Regions from separate parts of the Homo sapiens genome. Here region 1 is linked to region 2. Evidence: read pairs that join two places in POLR2A ChIA-PET (ENCODE). Cell type or tissue: B cell. All regions are shown on one strand. Links, peaks and the distances in the headings refer to the core of each region. The heading gives the core; the rest is flanking DNA.

What was found. ChIA-PET counts read pairs that join two places held together with the same protein. Peaks named below come from ENCODE experiments on the same cell type or tissue, not always from the same donor. Only the 100,000 strongest peaks of a DNase experiment are listed, where the experiment ranks them.
Region 1: POLR2A ChIA-PET joins it to region 2 with 5 read pairs; 2 of 35 experiments call an interaction of 5 or more read pairs at or near these places.

The regions. Positions count from the first base shown.
Region 1 is chr3:185,862,000-185,870,453 of GRCh38, reverse strand. No RefSeq gene overlaps it. Among named protein-coding and RNA genes, the nearest start is that of IGF2BP2, 41 kb to the right of the region's middle. In B cell, for the core only: no CTCF peak of the experiment used is centred there; no DNase peak of the experiment used is centred there.
Region 2 is chr3:185,590,976-185,599,429 of GRCh38, reverse strand. SENP2 (SUMO specific peptidase 2) reads right to left here. Exons shown (of 17, transcript NM_021627.3): 3 at 885-1,018; 4 at 406-472. Among named protein-coding and RNA genes, the nearest start is that of SENP2, 8.9 kb to the right of the region's middle. In B cell, for the core only: no CTCF peak of the experiment used is centred there; a DNase peak (open chromatin) is centred at 3,709; H3K4me3 peaks cover 742 bases; H3K27ac peaks cover 2,081 bases.

The sequences.
Region 1 (8,454 bases), core at 2,234-4,733, 270 kb before region 2:
AACCCTGTCTCTACTAAAAATACAAAAAATTAGCTGGGCATGGTGGTGCATGCCTGTAATCCCAGCTATTCGGGAGGCTGAGGCAGGAGAATCACTTGAACCTGGGAGGCGGAGGTTGCAGTGAGCCGAGATCACGCCACTGCACTCCAGCCTGGGCAACAAGAGCGAAACTCCATCTCAAAAATAATAATACTAATAAAAAATAAAATAAAAAAATAAATAAATAAAAATTTAAACACCCAACAAAGAGATATCTTTAGAAAGGGTGGATATTGTTCTGATCATTCTATTGCTACTTAATAAGCCATCCCAAATTTGATGGCATAACAATAATTTTATTATGTTTGTGGATTCTGTGGGTCAGTAATTTTGAGAGGACACAGGGTCATTGGCTTGCCTCTGCTCCACAACGTCTGGGGTCTCAGCAAGAGGAGACCCACATAGCTGGAAGGTGGGTCATCTGGGGGTTTCATCCCCCATATGTCTGGTGTGGGGCTGGGATAACTGAAGCTGCCTGTCAGCTGGTGTGTTTCCGTAGGGCCTCTCCAAACGACGTGTGATGAGTGGGCTCCTAGAGGGAATATCTGGAGAATAAGTAGTCCAAGATAACCAGGTGGAAGCATCATCAGCTTTTTGACCTAGTCTCAGAGGTTACATCGCAGTGCTTCTGTCAGATTCTGTGACTAAAGAACTCATAATTCCTCCCCAGATTCAAAAGCATAGACTCCGCCTCTTAAGGCAATGCTTTAAAAACACCAGAGGCATCTTTCTTTGATGGGGTTTTACATGTCTTTTCATGATCTGTGCTTGGCTTTCTTTCATTCAACAAAATATTGGCAGAGCTCTTACCTATGTCACACACTGTGTCAAACACTGAAGATGCAGTGACAAACAAGAGAGAGATGATTCCTACCCTCATGGAACCGACTTTCTTTTTTTTTTTTTTTTTTTGAGATGGAGTCTTGCTCTTGTCGCCCAGGCTGGAGTGCAATGGCATGATCTCGGCTCACTGCAACCTCCGCCTCCTGGGTTCAAGTGATTCTCCTGCCTCAGCCTCCCAAGTAGCTGGGATTACAGGCACCCGCCATCATACCCGGCTAATTTTTGTATTTTTAGTAGAGATGGGGTTTCACCATGTTGGCCACACTGGTCTCAAGCTCCTGACCTTGTGGTCTGCCCGCTTTGGCCTCCCAAAGTGCTGGGATTACAGGTGTGAGCCACTGCACCCGGCTGAAACCGACTATCTTAAAAGGGAAATAGAGTAAACAGATGATCACAAAAAGAGTGCTGTTTTTTTTTTTTCTATTCAGCTATGTTTTCTTCCCTTATTTCTCTGATGATGGCTTCCTCATTGTCAGCCTTCTCTATTTCCTATAGTTTCCTTATTGTTTTCACTTCAATGTTTCTAATCTATGTTCTAAGTCTTTTAGTTTTTCTTACATTGTTTTGTGCCTTTTTGGTTTTGTTTTGAATCACTCTGTGCAAATGCCCTGTGATTTGTGTTTCTGGCTTGATGTTTCTTCTCAATCACTTATTTGCCCAGTGACATCTATTCAAGTTTTTATTGCTTTTCTTGATGTCTTTGGCTCATTTGTTCACCTCCAACATATGATATGCCTACTATGTTTCAGGCACTGTGCTGAGTACATGGATACATAGCTCTGCACAGCCTCTGCCTCAGGCAGGAAACACTCTTTAGCAAAGGAGCACAGACTCTGAGGTCAGGCACATGGAGCCTGGAGTTTAGCTTCATCACTTACTAGTTGGATCCATACTTGATAGATTTCATAGCCCCTGTCCTCTTTTTCCTCCTGAGGATGGTAATACCTCACAAAATTAGTACAGTGCCTGGAACTGTACTGATTGTAGAGGCTTAATACACATCTATTCCTTTAATTATGGAATTCAGTGGAAAGTTAATTAAATCAACATATTCAAAACAATGTGAAAGACTTAATATAAAGTCATGTGTATTAGATGTTTGGTGAACAGAGAGATGGTACCTACCTTAGCCTGGCATCTTGAAAAATTTCCTATAGAATAGCAATTCTCATCTTGGGATGAGTGGAGGGGCCAGGGATACAGAAGCTGCTGTGGGGAATCTTTAATCTGAAGGGGAGAGGCTGAAAAAAATTCAATATTATGAGACTTTTATATTTGGAGAAGTAAAAAAACTTTTCATAATCTATAATTAATAATTTATAAAAAGTAAACATAGGCTGGGCATGGTGGCTCACATCTGTAATCCCAGCACTTTGGGAGGCTAAGGCAGTCAGATCATTTGAGGTCAGGAGTTTGAGACCAGCCTGGCCAACATGGTGAAACCCCATCTCTACTAAAAATACAAAAAAAAAAAAAAAAACAGCTGGGGACAGTGGCTCATGCCTGTAATCCCAGCACTTTGGGAGGCTGAGGTGGGTGGATCACCTGAGGTCAGGAGTTCGAGACCAGCCAGGCGAATGTGGTGAAACCCTGTCTCTACTAAAATAAAAAAATTAGCTGGGCATGGTAACACACACCTGTAATCCCAGCTATTTGGGAGGCTGAGGCAGAAGAATTGCTTGAACCTGGAAGACAGAGGTTGGAGTGAGCTGAGATTGCATCACTGCACTCCAGCCTGGGGGACAGAGTCCTCTGTCTCAAAAAAAAAAAAAAAATGTAAATATAAAATCATCTCAGATGGTGGAGATATTCAGAAGGTAGATTATAAATTTTGTTTATCAGTAATTCTCAAAAGGAAATAGAGTTTCATGGGAAGGCTGGTATGAGATATTTGTATATATTATTTAGCAGTATGGTTTTTAAAAGATTGAGAAACTTCACTATAATAGGTAATGACCAAGCTAAGCCTTGAATAACAAGTAGGAATTAGCCAGGTGGAAAAGAGAGGAAGATGGAATTCCAGGTAGCAGAAACAGCCCTTACAAGGGCTCAGGGCTGTGACAGAGATGGGCTGTTCTGAGGATTTTAAGTAGTTGCATATGGCTGTGAGTGAGTGGTAGAAGATGAGCATGGAGAGGTTAGCAAGGGCCAAATCTCAAAGTATTTACATGTTCTACTAAGGGAATTATACTGAAAGAAATTGGGAATCATTGAAGAATTTTGAGGGAGGGAATGACAAACAGATTTGCTGTTTTCATAGTACCTACATATTTCCTTTCATGGTCATAATTTCTTCTTTAATCTCTTGGAAAGCAGTAGGTGTGGGTTTATTGACCCTGGCTTCAGTCAGCTGGTATTGGTACTTCTGCCCTGGTAGATGCCCTCCTCCCCATGCTGACTTTCTCTTTCTCTTACAGATTTCAATACTTGTTGATTATGTGATTGGACCTAAATAGTTATGCTGTTTTAAAGCTGATCTTACTGAATTGTTGTTACCTCTCAGATGTCATCATTTTACTTTTTTTGGTGAGTTTATTTAGAAAGCATTGAGTTTAACTGGGAGGTAGCAAGAGGAAGAGAAAAAGAAATCTTTGTAGTTCAAATAACTTAATTGATTCTGTACCTTGCCCTGCATGACTCTGAGCAAGTCACAACCTCTCTGAGCTTGTTTCTTCCCTAATAATATTCACTGCATAACCCTGTTGTGGGAATTAGAGAAACTATTCTCTAAGTGCCTGAATCATGCAGGTGTTCAATAATGATAAACTCTGCAAGTGTCCTCAGTGCCCCACCCTATCCTTGCAGCACTCACTGTTCCCATACAATCAACAGCTTCTAACTGCAAGCACCTGTGACTCTCTGCCTGCAGGCTTTCACTAGTCACAGAGGTGTGATGGACCCTTGCTTGGGGCAGGCTGAAAATGCCAAGGAGGTAATGCCCCCAGGAGCAGCCCTTTCAACCAAGATGAATGAGAGTTGGGAGATTAAAACTCCTTCTTTCTTGTCCTCTGCGAGACAAACCTGAAGCCTACTCCCAACATTCTCCCAGAGGTCCCGTGGAGTTACCTTCAATGGTAACCTCATTGAAGTGCCCTATATTGGCTTCTTTCTCTTCCCAGCCTCACTCCCCGACTCTCCTACCAGTGATTACCTCCCAAATAAACAACTTGCCCTCAAATCCTTGTATCACAGGCCAGGTGCAGTGGCTCATGCCTGTAAGCCCAGCACTTTGGGAGGTCGAGGTGGGTGGACTGCCTGAGGTCGGGAGTTCAAGACCAGCCTGTCCAAGATGGTGAAATCCTGTCTGTACTAAAAATACAAAAATTAGCTGGGCGTGGTGGCGCATGCCTGTAATCCCAGCTACTGGGGAGGCTGAGGCAGAGAATTGCTTGAACCTGGGAGGCAGAGGTTGCAGTGAGCCAAGATCGCACCACTGCACTTCAGCCTGGGCAACAGATCGAGACTCTGTCTCAAAAAAAAAAAAAATCCTTGTATCACAATGTGCTTCTGGGGGAATGCAGCAGAAAACAGTAGCAATTATTCATTTATTCAACAGCTATTGAGTGTAGATGATGTGTCAGTTACCGCTTGCAGCTACTGTTCCCTCCTCCTGGAAACTCTACACCTAGGATTCTCAGTTTCTTGAATTTTAAACAATTATATTATTAAAAATTAAAGGAAAAAGGTAAATTCTTTCCTGTAATCTCAACAGCTTAGCACAAAAGCTATTCTTATTTCTTCCTATTCCTACCTATTCTTCACCCATGTGTGCACACATTTCACTGGTGCAATTGTAGGCATAATCTGGTATTCTGTGGTTTATTTTTCTACTCAGCTCCTTACCATGCTTATTTTTCTTAGCCTTCAAAATTAACATTTTAATGGCTGCATTATATCCTGTTGTCCTATTGTAGGACATTGCAATGTTTAATTTTATATGTCAGCTTGAGTAGGCCACAAGATGACCAGAGATTTGGTCAAACATCATTCTGGGTGCTTCTGGATGCAATTAACATTTAAACCAGTAGACCAAGTAAAGCAGATTGCCCTCCCTAAGAGGGGTGGGCCTCATCCAATCAATTGGAGGCCTGAAGAGAACAAATAGCCTAACCCTCCCCTGAGTAAGACAGAATCTCTCCTGCCTGACTGCCTTCCAACTGGAACACTGGCATTTTCCTGCCTTCTGGCTCAAACCAAGACACGAGCTCTTCCTGGGTCTTGAGTCTGCCAGCTTTCAAATTCAAACTACATCATCAGCTCTCCTGGGTCTCCAGCTTGCTAACCCACAGCAGGTCTTAGAAATTGTCAGCCTCCATAATCATGTGACCCAATTCCTTTTATTAAATCTCTCTCTCCCTCTCTCTATATATATCTATATATGTATATATAGAGAATATATATGTATATATGCATATATATTCTGATTTCCTGTTTGTTTCTCTTGAGAACCCTATTATAGACAGGTAGGTTGTTTTTTACAGTTTTTTCCAATTATGGCTAGAACTGCACATAAAGTTTGTTTTTTGTTTTTTTTTTTTTATGAGACAGGGTCTTGGTCTGTTGCCCAGGCTGGAATGCAGTGGGGCAATCATAGCATCATAGCTCACTACAACCTTGAACTCCTGGCCTCAAGTGATCCTGCCGTCTCAGCCTCCTCAGTAGCTGGAACTACAGGTGAGCACCACTGCACCTGGCTAATTTTTTTTTTCTTTTTTTTTTTGAGACAGAGTCTTGCTCTGTCCCCCAGGCTGGGGTACAGTGGTGCAATCTCGGCTCACTGCAACCTCAGCCTCCCGGGTTTAAGCGATTCTTCTGCCTCAGCTTCCTGAGCAGCTGGGACTACAGGCATGCACCACCATGCCTGGCTAGTTTTTGTATTTTAGTACAGACAGGGTTTCACCATGTTGGCCAGGCTGGTCTCGAACTCCTGACCTTGTTATCTGCCCGCCTCAGCCTCCCAAAGTGCTGGAATTACAGGTGTGAGCCATTGCGCCCGGCTGCACATGGCTAATTTTTAAATATTTTATACAGATGGGGTCTCACTTTGTTGTCTATGCTGGTGCACATAACGTCTGTATTTATTTATTTATTTATTTATTTATTTTTGAGGCAAAGTCTCGCTCTGTTGCCCACACTGGAGTGCAGTGGCACAATCTTGGCTCACCACAACCTCCGACTCCCGGGTTCAAGCGATTCTTCTGCCTCAGCTTCCCGAGTAGCTGGGATTACAAGCACGCACCACTATGCCCAGCTAATTTTTTGTATTTTTAGTAGAGACAGGATTTCACCGTGTTGACCAGGCTGGTCTTGAACTACTGACCTCAGGTGATCCACCCGCCTCGGCCTCCCAAAATACTGAGATTATAGGCATGAGCCACTGCACCTGGCCTATTTATTTTTTGGGATGGAGTCTCTCTCTGTTGCTTAGGCTGGAGTGCAGTGATCTCAGCTCACTGCAACCTCTACTTCCCAGGTTCAAGTGATTCTCTTGCCTCAGCCACCTGAGTAGCTGGGACTATAGGGGTGTGCTACCATGTCTTGCTAATTTTTGTATTTTTAGTAGAGATGGGGTTTCACCATGTTGGCCAAGCTGTTCTCGAACTCCTGACCTCAAGTGATCCACCTGCCTCGGCCTCCCAAACTTCTGGGACTACAAGTGTGAGCCACCACACCTGGCCAGGTCTTTATGTCTATAACTTATTCTTTTTGTCTTTAATTTTCTTTATTTTATTTTATTTTTTTGAGACGGAGTCTCACTCTGTCTCCCAGCCTGGAGGGCCATCGTGCAATCTTGGCTCACTGCAACCTCCACTTCCTGGGTTCAAGCAATTCTCCTGCCTCAGCCTCCCGAGTAGCTGGGATTACAGGCACCCATCACCACGCCCAGCTAATTTTTGTATTTTTAGTAGAGATGGGGGTTTTACCACGTTGGCCAGGCTAGCCTCGAACTCCAGACATCAAGTGATCTGCCTGCCTTGGCCTCCCAAAGTGCTAGGATTACAAGTGTGAGCCACCGCGCCTGGCCAATTTTCTTTATTTTAAATGAGCAGTACTTGAATATTATATCAATTAAAAAGATGTTCCTGCCACCATGAAACCCACTGTTACACATTTTCTTGTATGTCTTTCAAGCAGACTGTGCCCATATATCACACAAATGGCAGCATAGTTTCCACACTGTTCTATGCTTTTCCATTCAATGATATACCTTGGCATTCTTTTCTTTTTTTATTAAGGCTCTTTTCCCCTAGTTTTATTGAGGTATAATTTATAAATAAAAATTGTACATATTTAAGGTATATAATATGTGTTTTATAAAAATATGAAACCGCATTTTATTTAAAATATTACTAGATTTCTTAAAGATGTAAATAATTGAAGTAAACTTAGTTTATATTACTTGTATAAATTTGTTCACATTTTATCCTCAATCTTGAAAAGATTTTAGCTAGGTAAGCATTTTCAAATCGACAGATACTTTAACTCAGAACTTTGCGTTAGATTCTTATTTTTTATTTTAAATTAAGAAGGTACACGTGCTGGTTTGCTACAAGGGTATATTGCATCATGCTAAGGTTTGGGCTTCTATTGCCCCTGTTACCCAGATGGTGAACATGGTGCCCAATAGTACCCAAAAGCAAGTTTTTCAGCCATTATCTCCCTTCTTCCCTCCCTGCTTTTGGAGTCCCCAGTACCTATTGTTTCCATCTTTATGTCTGTGTGTACTTAAGGTTTAGCTCCCACTTATAAGCGAGAAAATGTGATATTTGGTTTTCTCTTTGTTAATTTGCTTAGGATAATGGCCTCCACCTGCATCCATGTTGCTGCAAAGGACATGATTTCATTCTATTTTATGGCTGCATAGTATTCCATGGTGTGTATGTACCACATTTAAAAAAAAATCCAATCCACTGGGCCCAGGCATGTTGACTCAAGCCTGTAATCCCAGCACTTTGGGAGGCCGAGGCAGGTGGATCACCTGAGGTTAGGAGTTCGAGACCAGCCTGGCCAACATGGTGAAACCCCATCCTTACTAAAAATACAAAAATTAGCAGGGCACGGTGGCATGTGTCTGTAATCCCAGCTACTTAGGAGGCTGAGGCAGAAGAATCGCTTGAACCCAGGAGGCAGAGGTTGCAGTGAGCCGAGATCGCGCCACTGCACTCCAGACTGGGCTACAAGAGCAAAACTCCATCTCAAAAAAAAAAAAAATAAATAAAAATAAATCCAATCCACTGTTGATGGGCACCTAGGTTGATTCCATGTCTCTGCTATAGTGAACATGCTGCAATAAACATACAAGTGCATGTGTTTTTTCATAGGACGATTTATTTACTTATTTGTTGAGATGGAGTTTTGCTCTTTTTGCCCAGGCTGGAGTGCAATGGTGTGATCTCGGCTCACTGCAACCTCTGTCTCCTGGGTTCAAGGGATTCTCCTGCCTCAGCCTCCCAAGTAGCTGGGACTGCAGGTGCCCACCACCGAGCCCGGCTAATTTTATATTTTTAGTAGAGACAGGGTTTCACCATGTTGGCCAGGCTGGTCTCAAATTCCTGACCTCAGGTGATCTGC
Region 2 (8,454 bases), core at 2,300-4,799:
TGATAACTGGGAACCTAAGGCTGCTCCCCAACTAGATGATGAACTCCTAAAGGACATGAATAAGGTTTTATTATTTTGTTATTCTTGATAACTTAAGCACAGCACCCGGCACAGAGTAAGTTCTCAGGAAATGTTTTTGCTTTTTTGTTTTTTTTTAAATGAATGAACCTTTTTAATATGACCTTGATCTAAGTCACATTGAGGACACTGATAATACAAACAAAAAACAACAGTAAATTCAAAGACAACAATTCTGAAGAAAAGCTATTTGCTTTTTAGAACGGTAGAAAGAATGTCTTTCTCATCCCAATTCAAATCAGTGTTTTCCTTTCATATTTTCAAAATGTAGGAAAAAAATGGGCAGAAGGAGGTAGCGGGAAACAGAAATATTTTTGACCACCTCACCCAGTTTCAGCATGTTGTTCCAGGATCCAGAACCTGTCAGTTCACAAGATGAAGAGTTCGAAAATACCTTAAAATCAAACAGAATCACTTCTGTAGCATCTAAATTTTGTCACCTAAATAACTTTCTATTATGAAAAGATAACTTTTTCTTAGGTAGCTCACAGAAGAGATACCATCAATAAGACCTAAGGTTTAACTTGTCAAGACTCACAAAATGATGTAGAAATAACAATTCTAGTTTCTTTGTACATCCTTAAATAAGAAAGCATATGTAATAATATTTAGCTCTTTGTAAACATGTTTTAAATGTTCATTTTATTAACCTTTAATTTCTTGGCCTTTATAGCACAGCTAATAAAGATACAGATATTTCTGGAAAAAAGTAATTATACACATTAACTCTCGAAGAGAGAATTTTCTAAAATATAATGATTAAGTATAAAGATCAGTATTCCTAATGGAGTCTCATCCCCACTGACCTCTCCTGAAGGGGCCACATTCCGTGTTCCATTACAAGCAGAAGTTACCATGGGCTTTGTGGTCAGCTGGAATGGGAATCCAAATAAGCTGGCAGCATTGTAGAGACTGTTTTTCACTTGGTGAATAAAGCAATCTAGAAAGTGTCAACAAACTGTAAATATAAAGTAATAAACTTCCAGCTAAAAAATAAAATGATATCTTGGAAAGAGCCTCTCTCAATTTTTATCAAAAGTTCTATTTGCTGGGTGTGGTGGCTCACACCTGTAATCCCAACACTTTGGGAGGCTGAGGTGGGAGGATTGCTTGAGCCCAGGAGCTCGAGACCAGCTTGGGCCACCATGGAGAAACCCCATTTGTACAAAAAATTAGCTGCGGATGGTATCACACGCCTGTAGTCCCAGCTACCTGGGAGGCTGAGGTGGGAGGATCACCTGAGCCCAGAAGATTGAGGCTACAGTGAGCTGTGATTGTGCTACTGCACTCCAGCCTGGGCAACAGAGTGAGACTCTGTCTCTGAAAAACAAAAATTTAAAAAAGTCCTATTTTCAACCATTGAAATAAAAAGGTATTTATCAATATAATCCTTTCCTAGGTCTGGTGTGGTGGCTCACGCCTGTAATCCCAGCACTTTGGGAGGCCAAGGTGGGCAGATCACCTGAGGTCAGGAGTTGGAGACCAGCCTGACTAACATGGAGAAACCCCATCTCTACTAAAATACAAAGAATTAGCTGGGCGTGGTGGCGCATCCCTATAATCCCACCTATTCAGGAGGCTGAGGCAGGAGAATCGCTTGAACCCAGGAGGCAGAGGTTGTGGTGAGCCAAGATCGCGCCATTACACTCCAGCCTGGGCAACAAGGGCAAAACTCCATCTCAAAAAAAAAAAACTGGGCCAGACTTGTGGCTCTTGACTGTAATCCCAGCACTTTGGTGGGAGGCCGAGGTGGGTGGATCACTTGAGGTCAGGAGATCGAGAACATCCTGGCCAACACAGTGAAACCCCGTCCCTACTGAAAATACAAAAAATTAGCTGGGCATGGTGGTGCACGACTATAGTCCCAGCTACTCAGGAGGCTGATGCAGGAGAATCGCTGGAACCTGGGAGGCGGAGGTTGCAGTGAGCCAAGATCACGCCACTCCACTCCAGCCGGGGCGACAGAGTGAGACTCCATCTCAAAATAAATAAATAAATAAACAAATAAATAATATTTTTCTAGCTGAATAACTGGAATACCAGTATTGTAATTGTGTTTTTTAAATAAAACATCTGAATATAAAAACATAAAACCATCACTTTAGCAAATCCATACTGATTCACACACACACACACACTCAAAATGTTCTGAAATGACAACTTTTAAGCAGAGTTCTCCAGGATATATAAAATAAATTTTTGCTGGGCGTGGTTGCTCACGCCTGTAATCCCAACGCTTTGGGAGGCCGAGGCAGGCAGATCACGAGGTCAGGAGTTCAAGACCAGCCTGGCAAACATGGTGAAATCCCGTCTCTAAAAAAAATACAAAAATTAGCTGGGCTCAGTGGTGTGCGCCTTTAGTCCCAGCTACTTGGCAGGCTGAGGCAGGAGAATTGCTTGAACCTGGAAAGCAGAGGTTGCAGTGAGCTGAGATCGTGCCATTGCACTCCAGCCTGGATGACAGAATGAGACTCCGTCTCACAAAAAATAAACAAATAAATAAATAAATAAACTTTTACCACAGAGGTGAGGGCATGATTAAACAACAAGGAGCATATAGCCACCGAGTACGGCAGAATTCTACAGGAAGCACTGTCATAGTCTCACTAGCTTGTCCTTACTTCCCAGGCAGGTAACAATATACTGTAGTTGCCCTAAACAACTATTTACTAAGCCCGTATTATAGCTTGGCTAAGTAAAGTATAAAATATGCAGCTTTTTTTTTTTTTTTGAGACAGGGTCTTACTCTGTCACCCAGACTGGAGTGCAGTGGCATGATCACTACTCACTGCAGCCTCAACCTCCCAGGCTCAAGTGATCCTCCTACCTCAGTCTCCTGAGTAGCTGGGATCACAGGCATGCACCACCATGTCTGGCTAATTTTTTTGATTTTTTGGTAGAGGCAGGTCTCACTATGTTGCCCAGGCTGGTCTGGAACTCCTGGGCTCAAGTGATCCTTCTGCCTCAGCCTCCCAAAGTGCTGAGATTACAGGTGTATGCCACTGCACCTGGCCTAAAATATGCAGCTTTTAAACATCTAAGATAGAACAAGACTATCCCTCTAGTGGAGATGTGTTAGAAGATCTTAGGCTGGGCACGGTGGCTCAAGCCTGTAATCCCAGCACTTTGGGAGGCAAAGGCGGGCAGATCACTTGATGTCAGGAGTTCAAGACCAGCCTGACCATCATGGCGAAACCGTCTCTACTAAAAATACAAAAATTAGCTGGGCGTCATGGCACACACCTATAATCCCAGCTACTCTGGAGGCTGAGGCAGCAGAATCGTTTGAATCCAGGAAGCGGAGGTTGCAGTGAACCAAGATGGCACCACTGTACTCCAGTCTGGGCAACAGCGTGAGACTCCATCTCAAAATAAATAAATAAATTAGCTGGGCCTGGTGGCACATGCCTGTAATTCCAGCTACTTGGGAGGCTAAAGCAGAAGAATCGTTGGAACCCGGGAGGTAGAGGTTGCAGTGAGGTGAGATCACGGCACTGCACTCCAGTCTGGGTGACAGAGGGAGATCCTGTCTCAAAAAAAAAAAAAAAAAAAAATCTCAGGCTCACCCTTCCTTGCCACCAAAAATAAAAGGAAAGGGTAGGTTTCAGTGCTTTCCTCACTTCCTCCTTTTATTACACTACCTCTTTCTCACTTTCTATATATCTGATGTAAGCTTTCTACAATATCCTATGTCCTAATTAAGGGTATTTGAAGACGCTAGTTTGAGAAAAACAGAACATCACATTAGCCATTCTGCTTTAGAGAAAGATAGACTGCAATGGTAGCTTTTAAGCAGTGCTCCAGAACATGTAAACTACTTTCCAGAAACATAGGGGAATAACAAACAAAAGGGAAAAAGTAATGGCCAGGTAAAGCACAATCCAATTTGAGAAATTTGCTAATAGTTATAAGTACCAAACTATGCAAATGAGTTGTTTTTCATTTTAGGAATCAGAGAATTCCAGGTTATCCCCTTCTAATAGTGCTGAGGGATAGTACACACTCTGCTGCACTTTCTAAGGAGGAGAAGAAGAGCTTTAGCGATTGATGCTTAACCCACAGTCTGTCATCCAGACTCTAGAGGACAAGAAGCCTCTTGGTAACATAGCAAATTGTGGCTACTAAACAATATCATAATATTTATTTTCCTACGAATGTTATCAAAATCTCGGTATGCCCCTGAGATTATGTCAAAAGATCTCACTGATTTTTTTAAAAAACAGAAGGCCTGCCTCATCTGTAAAATGGGGAAAAGATCACCTTACTTCCCTGAAACTAGACTACATAGATCTCTTAAAATCTCTTTCACCTTTAAGGTCATGAGCCTGAGCCAGGTACGGTGGCTCACACCTGTAATCCCAGCACTTTGGGAGGCCAAGGTGGGTGGATCACTTGAGGTCAGGAGTTCAAGACCAGCCTGGCCAACACGGTGAAACCCTGTCTCTACTAAAATACAAAAATTAGCTGCACTTTGGGAGGCCAAGGAGGGTGGATCACTTGAGGTCAGGAGTTCGAGACCAGCCTGGCCAATATGGTGAAACTCCGTCTCTACTAAAATATAAAAATTAGCTGGGCATGGTGGTGCACACCTGTAATCCCAGCTACTCAGGAGACTGAGGCAGGAGAATCGCTTGAACCTGGGAGGTGGAGGTTGCAGTGAACCGAGATTGTGCCACTGCACTCCAGCCTGGGTGACACAGCGAGACTCTGTCCCAAAAAAAAAAAAAAAAAGATCATGAGCCTGAAATTCTGAGGTCTTCTTTCTTTTCTTTTACCCTTGCTTTGCTTTTTTTTCTCTCAAAAGCAACCAATGGAGTTGTACTGTCCAACACAGTAGCTAGTAGCCAGATATGGTTACCTAACTTAAAGTTTTATTAGAATCAAATAAAGTTTAAAATTCAGTTCCTCAGTTGAACTAGCCACATTTCGAGTGCTCAACAGTTATCACTGCAGGAAGTTCTCTTGGGCAGCACTTTACAGGCCTTTACAAACTCTGCTACCCACCGCTTACCCTTTGGTTTAGATTCCCTTCTACAATTTGCCATTCAGAAAATCATACTACATATTTAATGGGAATGATGCAATAAGTGATCCTTAACATAGAATCCATAAAACAGATGATTGTCCTAAATAATTAAGTCAGAAACCTTCTGTAATACCAACGTTTGTGTGTGTTTTTTTTTTTTAACCACATCCAAGTACAAGCTATTTATATTTTTCTTTAAAACTGACTTCCTTTTTTGGCTTAAAAAAAAAAGATAATTTTAAATTACTACTGTATATGTAAAGCCAACATCACCTGCCTTATAAAGAAATGAAAACACAGCCGGGTGAGGTGGCTCACGCCTGTAATACCAACACTTTGGGAAGCCGAGGCGGGCGATCACTTGAGGTCAGGAATTCGAGACCAGTCTGGCCAACATGGTGAAACCCTGTCTCTATTAAAAACACAAAAATTAGCCGGGCATAGTGGTGGGCGCCTGTAATCCCAGCTACTCGGGAGGCTGAGGCAGGAGAATCACTTGAACCTGGGAGGTGGAGGTTGCAACAAGCCAAGATCGCACCATTGCACTGCAGCTTGGGCAACGAGAAAGAAACTCCGTCTCAAAAAAAAAAAAAAAAAGAAATGAAAACACAATAATACTAAGTTCTAGTTGGGCCTGTTAAAAAATGGGAGATTAGCATATATTAGACAAGTATTGAAGATATACTAGCATTAAATCAAGATTTTCTGTGTGAAATAAACAGGATGTGAGCACCTCAAATAAATAACTGAAAAGGATACACCTTTCTTAGTACATAATCATCATTCAAATGTTACATAATGCTGTGAATGTTGAATCCCCTAAAATCATTTCCTAAATTGGTATCTATCCTGTGCTTTGGGAAATACTGTTCTAATGAATTTAGTATAAATTCCTGTCATTTGAAAATCCTTGGCCGGGGATGGTGGTTCACGCCTGTAATCCCAACATTTTGGAAAGCCAAGGTGAGAGGATCACTTAATTAAGCCCAGGAGTTCGAGATCAGCCTGAGCAATATAGCAAGACCCTGTCTCTATTAAAAAACTAAACAAAACAAAACAGAACGATAATTTGATCTACCTGTCTTCAGCCATTTTTTTTCCCTGAGCTCTATTCACTATTTCTTGAATTTACACAACTTTCCCATACTATTCCCTCTGCCTAGAATATTTTTCCTTCCTATTGCTCTCCTTTGATATCCTATCCATCCTTCAAGACCTGGGCTAACATACTAACTCATACTAACTCCCGCAAACATTTACTGAGACTCGATGAGCTGAAAATTGGATAGGATTTTGTTACTATCTTTGTTTTTTTATTTTTTATATTTTCATTGACATTAGCATTATTATGTGATTGTCTTATACCCCCTACCATATTATCATATAAGGTCCTTAAAAATGGAGACCCAGGCCGGGCACGGTGGCTCACGCCTGTAATTCCAGCACTTTGGGAGGCCAAGGCAGGTGGATCACTTGAGGTCAGGAGCTTGAGACCAGCCTGGCCAACATGGCGAAACCCTGTCTCTACTAAAAATACAAAAATTAGCCGGGTGTGGTGGTGGGCACCTGTAGTCCCAGCTACTTGGGAAGCTGAGGCAGGGGAATCACTTGAACCTGGGAGGCGGAGGTTGCAGTGGGCCGAGAATGTGCCATTGCACTCCAGCCTGAGCAACAGAGCAAGACTCCATCTCAAAAAAAAAAAAAAAGGAGACCCTGTCTTACTAATTTTTGTATTTTCTGTAAAACCTAACACATTGGTTAGCACTGAGACATGCTCAATAAGTACTCACTGAATTTAAACGAAATATTAACACAAATATGTCCACACTCAATTACCACATCTGGAGGTAGACCCAAATTTATAATCATTTTTGAGAAAGAGGAATATATTATTATAGCATTTTACTATGCCTTTTTCCTTTAATCTACTTTTATTTTCTTTATCCATTCAGATATACTGAAGTAAAAGACTTGGCTGGGCACAGTGGCTCATATCCATAATCCCGGCACTTTGGAAGGGCAGGAGTTCCAAGATCAGCCTGGGCAACATATGGAGACTCAGTATCCACATACAAAATAATTTGCCAGGTGTGGTGGTATGGGCCTATAGTCCCAGCTACTCAGGAGACTGAGGCAGGAGGATTGTGTGAGCCCAGGAGTTTGAGACTGCAGTGAGCTACGATCGTGCCACTGCACTGAAGCCTGGGCAACACAGTGATACCCTTGCCTCTTACAAAATTAAAAAAAAAAATTGTTGATGACAAGATCAAGACAGAGCAAGATCCTGTCTCAAAAAAAAAAAAAAAAAAAAAAAGAAATATTACCGGTTCTTAAAGACAGGAGTATTCTTTCAAAATGCCACTGCTGCCTATTTTCAGCCTGGACAATGTGGCAAGACCCTGTTTCTACAAAAAAAATACAAAAATCAGCTAGGTGTGATAACGTGCCTGTAGGCCCAACCAACTACTTGGGAGGCTGAGATGGAAGGATCACCTGGGCCCAGGGAGGTGGAGGCTGCAGTGAGCCATGATTATGCCACTGCATCCCAGCCTGGGTGACAGAATGAGACCCTGTCTCGAAAAAAAAAAATAGAAAAGATGGGTTCCCTCAGCCATCTGAACTAGAGTCACCTCAGTTTGAAACATTTACAACATTTCCTCCTTAAAAATAAGTAGGGCCAGGCGCGGGGGCTCACGCCTGTAATCCCAGCACTTTGGGAGGCTGAGGCAGGTGGATCACGAAGTCAGGAGACTGAGACTATCCTGGCTAACATGGTGAAACCCCGTCTCTACTAAAAATACAAAAAATTAGCCGGGCATGATGGCGGGCGCCTGTAGTCCCAGCTACTCAGGAGGCTGAGGCAGGAGAATGGTGTGAACCCGGGAGGTGGAGGTTGCAGTGAGTCGAGATTGCACCACTACACTCCAGCCTGGGTGACAGAGCGAGACTCCATCTCAAAAAATAAATAAATAAGAAGTATCTTTTCTTTGTAGAATGATTTAGAATTTTAAAATGCACAGTCTACACCTAGGCTTATTTACCTGCAAGGATTAGACAAGTCCCTGGTAACAGTAGTTACCTCTAGAAAAGATAAGAAAGGGATAGGAAAGAGACTTTCTTGGGTTGGGTGCGGTGGCTCACGCCTGTAACCCCAGCACTTTGGGAGGCCGAGGCGGGCAGATCACGAGGTCAGGAGATGGAGACCATCCTGGCTAACACGGTGAAACCCCATCTCTACTAAAAATACAAAAAAACTAGCCAGGTGTGGTGGTGGGTGCCTGTAATCCCAGCTACTCGGGAGGCTGAGGCAGGAGAATGGCGTGAACCTGGGAGGCAGAGCTTGCAGTGAG